Linked DNA regions of Homo sapiens: region 1 is linked to region 2. A link is a loop called in an ENCODE intact Hi-C map of the cell type or tissue named here. Cell type or tissue: endothelial cell of umbilical vein. All regions are shown on one strand.

Region 1 (2,500 bases), 2.0 Mb after region 2:
AAATAAAAAACAAACTCATGCTAAAGAAAGATCTTGTATAGTCTTCAGAAAAAAATTTCATCATGTTTTTAATTATTCAGTTTTACAGGATCAAGTTTTAAGGATAAACAGATATAATTCTGTAAAAATGTTTAAGTCCTTCAAGTAAAAAACTGGTAAAGTTTATACTCAACTTCTCCTCCCACCTTGCCTTATCTACTAAGCCTATTAAACTAACCAATATAATCACAGGAAATTTTAGGCAATTGTCAAAAGCAAAATTATGTCCCTAAAAGAAGAAAACCTACAAATATTCTATTTATTATTTTATCTGAACCTCTATTAAAAGCAAACTAATTTTAGTAATTTTAAGCTGAAATGCCGCAAGAATGTACACAAGAGTCATATGATGTCATACTTACTACTTCCAATCTGTTATCCTATGAGTAAAACTTCATAAGGAGGTACTTTGATTCTAAAAATGCAAGTCAAACCTATCATATTAATTCCATTCTACAGTCAACTTTATATTAATATTTGTTATTACTGCTTTTACTTTGGTTCCTATATGCAAAATGCTATGCTAGGCACTTTACAGAGATAATCTCTACACCTCACTGTGAAAGGTAGCAATGATTAGTCCCATTTTATAAATGAGAACTCTGGCTCACAGAGGTTACAAAAAGAGCCTGGAACTTCAATAACTGAGGGAACTGGAATCTAAATTCAAGGCCAAAGCCCATCTTCTTTCCATGATACCAAATCAGTTTCCCAACTCTGTTTAAATAAAGGCCTAATGCACTAGTTTAAAAATAAGTAAATTATTTAAAACATTTTCTTTCTACAAATTCTCCAAATATATTCCAGTAGTAATTTACTTCTGAAATAACCATTACTATAATAACCACAAGTTTCTTTTTCTGTTTTTTTAAACATATGCAGTGTAAATTTGATATAAAATTATAATATGGGACTATATATATATATATATATATATTTTTTTTTTTTTTTTCTATAAACAACAAAAAAGAAACAAACCTGTGTGGTCTTTCCAGACCCAGTTTCTCCTACAATCAAAACTACTTTATTTTCCTTAATTATTTTAACAATTTCTTCCTGTTTCTCAAACACTGGTAAAGACTGCCTAAAAGAATCAAATTCGGATTCTCCTCTTTTCACTGGAATCTGAGGTATGCCATTGTTGAGTCGCCCACTTGTCTTGCTCATTTCCCGGTTTTCTTTGAAAATGAATAAAAGAACAAAAAATGTATGATCAACACGGAAAAAGAAGTGTTAAAAATAAGTAATTTTTTTTGCCAAACCTAGAAAAACATGCCAAAAGACATAATTTCTAACATAATTCCTTTCAAATGTTTTCTTCTCTACTCAGTCTACATAAAGTTGTCAAGCAATATCTCAATTGTACTCTTACACATAATATTCTCATTGAACATGTTACAAAATTTCAATATCAATTAGAAAGTGAACCTCAGACATATTTCTGGTACATAATGTTTAAAAATTGATAAAAATAAATCATTCAATAACCATTAAAAATAAAACAATCTTGATAATCTAGATGATTTTTAGGCTTGTTATAAATTTCTATCAATAATTTCATGGAAAATTAAATTTTTGTAGTAGGAAATAATGTACATTATACTTATAAGATCTGTCACGTACATTACGAAAACATATTACAAAAAAAAGAAAATATCCCATATATGTTTAATGCTATACATGTAAGATTAAGTGATCAAATAGAATAATTATGTGTTAAATATAAAGGTCCTAATGTTAACAAATTTCCTAATGGCGTATTTTAGCCAACATCCACATTTAACTAAACAGATAGGAATAAAGAAGAGGTATGAAATGTTTTATATTCATGTAGCTCAAAATATGTTTGTGTGCCTATATTTAAAGTGAAAGTTCTTTGATATCTAGGACCACATATTTTCTATATTCTGCTGATCTATTCCAATAGACAATAATAACTATGTAAATTTTATCACTATAGGCAATAAATAGTTTTCTTAATAGGGAAGTGATCTTTCCAAATAGTAAAATTACATCTTTATTTTATAACCCAAATACATTATCTACCTACTTTTGAGCAACTTAATGTACTGAAGACTCTGTCCAATCTCTTACCAGAGCTAAAGCCCCAGTTCAAAATCTCACTTATTAGTGTGTTATGGCAGCATAATATAGGAAAGTCTAGTCCCTGGAGTCAAATACCCGCTCTGCAGTTTATTGGCTGGTTTGGTGTCCTCGAATGAATTATTTAATTCCTCTAAGCCTCAGTTTCTTCACCTGTGAAATAGGGGAAATTCTTACCTTGCAAAGGTTGCTAGGAGGCCCCATATAAAGGGTTTTGTATACTGCCTCATACACAGTTAATGCTCAGTAAATGGTAGCTATTGATATTATTATTAATACTAAAAAAAAAAACTTGGTTCAACTTAATGACATGCTTTAACACTGCACTTTGTTTCAAATTTTTACAACTCTTAATCAT
Region 2 (2,500 bases):
GCTAAGACAGTTGAAATTCAACTTGGCAATCAGAAATAAATATTGAAAAAATAATTTCTGACTACTATTAGAGTCAAAATGAAGAATCTTAGATATATTAAAGAGCAGTCTGGCCAGGCATTGTGGCTCACACCTGCAATCCCAGCACTTTGGGAGACTAAGGCAGGAGCATTGCTTGAGCCCAGGAGTTTAAAACCAGCCTGGGCAACATAGCAAGACCTGGTCTCTAAAGAAAAAAAAAAAGACCAATTCCTTGTTTATAAATGTGGAAACTGACCTGGAAGTTAAGTGACTTGTCAGTAAAATGGTGAATAGCTGGTTATTTGTATTCTACCGATTTTTAGATAATAAAATATGCACTTTAAAACATTAATGAAAAATACGAAGAGACCATGGATTAGTTTGAATTTCTTCTGGTGACTTTGGATGTCTTTTTACACCTAATTTGGTCATGTCATTTATTCAATAAGTTTAATATCAGATACTAGTTTTAGGTACTGGGGGAATTTTTTTTTCTCGTTTGTAAACCAAGTATGTCCTACTTAGGAACTTAAAGCTTCCTGCTTTTCTTTAGGTTCTAAAGTGCATATATATATTACATTATATTTTGGTCCCTCAATGTATGTTATTTCTTTTTTTCTCTCTCTCTTTAAGGTAATACTGCATTGCATGATTGTGCAGAATCTGGAAGTTTGGACATCATGAAGATGCTTCTTATGTATTGTGCCAAGATGGAAAAGGATGGTTATGGAATGACTCCCCTTCTCTCAGCAAGTGTGACTGGTCACACAAATATTGTGGATTTTCTGACACACCATGCACAGACCAGCAAGACAGAACGTATTAATGCTCTAGAGCTTCTGGGAGCTACATTTGTAGACAAAAAAAGAGATCTGCTTGGGGCTTTGAAATACTGGAAAAAGGCAATGAACATGAGGTACAGTGATAGGACTAATATTATTAGTAAACCAGTGCCACAGACACTAATAATGGCTTATGATTATGCCAAGGAAGTGAACAGTGCAGAAGAGCTAGAAGGTCTTATTGCTGATCCTGATGAGATGAGAATGCAGGCACTATTAATCAGAGAACGTATTCTTGGTCCTTCTCATCCTGATACCTCTTACTATATTAGATATAGAGGCGCTGTCTATGCAGACTCTGGAAATTTCAAACGATGCATCAACCTATGGAAGTATGCTTTGGATATGCAGCAGAGCAATTTGGATCCTTTAAGCCCAATGACCGCCAGCAGCTTATTATCTTTTGCAGAACTATTCTCCTTTATGCTACAGGATAGGGCTAAAGGCCTGCTGGGTACTACTGTTACATTTGATGATCTTATGGGCATACTTTGCAAAAGCGTCCTTGAAATAGAGCGAGCTATCAAACAAACTCAGTGTCCAGCTGACCCATTACAGTTAAATAAGGCCCTTTCTATTATTTTGCACTTAATTTGCTTGTTAGAGAAAGTTCCTTGTACTCTAGAACAAGACCATTTCAAAAAGCAGACTATATACAGGTTTCTTAAGCTGCATCCAAGGGGAAAGAATAACTTCAGCCCTCTTCATCTGGCTGTGGACAAGAATACTACATGTGTAGGGCGGTACCCTGTTTGTAAATTTCCATCTCTACAAGTTACTGCAATACTGATAGAATGTGGTGCTGATGTGAACGTCAGAGACTCGGATGACAACAGTCCCCTGCATATCGCTGCTCTTAACAACCATCCAGACATCATGAATCTCCTTATTAAATCAGGTGCACATTTTGATGCCACAAACTTGCACAAACAAACTGCTAGTGACTTGCTGGATGAGAAGGAAATAGCTAAAAATTTAATCCAGCCTATAAATCATACCACATTGCAGTGTCTTGCTGCTCGTGTCATAGTGAATCATAGAATATATTATAAAGGGCATATCCCAGAAAAGCTAGAGACTTTTGTTTCCCTTCATAGATGATAACTTGACTGTATTTTAGCACTGTTAAAGCACGAATTGGTAACAGTTGTTTCATAAATGAGCACTGTTGTGATAACACCAGCATTCATTTAGCTTGATTGATATCATTGTGCTCTCATTGGCTAAAGCATTATAAGCATCAAATTTACAACATTGGTTTCCCAATATTTAATATAAATATACCATATAATATATTGTTTGTGAATTATTGAGAAATGTAACATTCAAATTTCTAAAATTGTCTGCCAAAGGCTTATTCATTCTGGTTTTGTTTGCTGTTGGGTGTTTGGGGCAGAGTTAACCATTTCTCCATGGTGTCTTTATACTTTACTGGTTTGTGAATTTTATACAATTGAAAGTCTTTTTTTCTTGCTTCTTTCTTCTCTTCTCAAGTTTCCCCCCTGTTTCTACTTTATTGTTTGTCCTAACCATTTCTACTACAGTTTTTTCCTTATGGACCCATACTAGGTTGTACAAACCTTAAGGACTCGTTACCATTTGCAGTTACCATAAGTGCTTTATCTTCTCTATGCACA

The links. A loop is a pair of places that touch in the nucleus more often than their neighbours do. Peaks named below come from ENCODE experiments on the same cell type or tissue, not always from the same donor. Only the 100,000 strongest peaks of a DNase experiment are listed, where the experiment ranks them.
Region 1: it touches region 2 in a loop (6-fold over the local background); 1 of 110 quality-filtered maps calls a loop at or near these places.

Annotation. Positions count from the first base shown.
Region 1 is chr5:113,525,303-113,527,802 of GRCh38, reverse strand. YTHDC2 (YTH N6-methyladenosine RNA binding protein C2) reads right to left here. Exons shown (of 30, transcript NM_022828.5): 4 at 1,018-1,217. Among named protein-coding and RNA genes, the nearest start is that of YTHDC2, 13 kb to the right of the region's middle. In endothelial cell of umbilical vein, no CTCF peak of the experiment used is centred here; a DNase peak (open chromatin) is centred at 1,212; H3K27ac peaks cover 457 bases.
Region 2 is chr5:115,523,772-115,526,271 of GRCh38, reverse strand. It overlaps FEM1C (fem-1 homolog C), which reads left to right. Exons shown (of 3, transcript NM_020177.3): 3 at 655-2,500. The coding sequence ends at 1,964. Among named protein-coding and RNA genes, the nearest start is that of FEM1C, 20 kb to the left of the region's middle. In endothelial cell of umbilical vein, no CTCF peak of the experiment used is centred here; no DNase peak of the experiment used is centred here.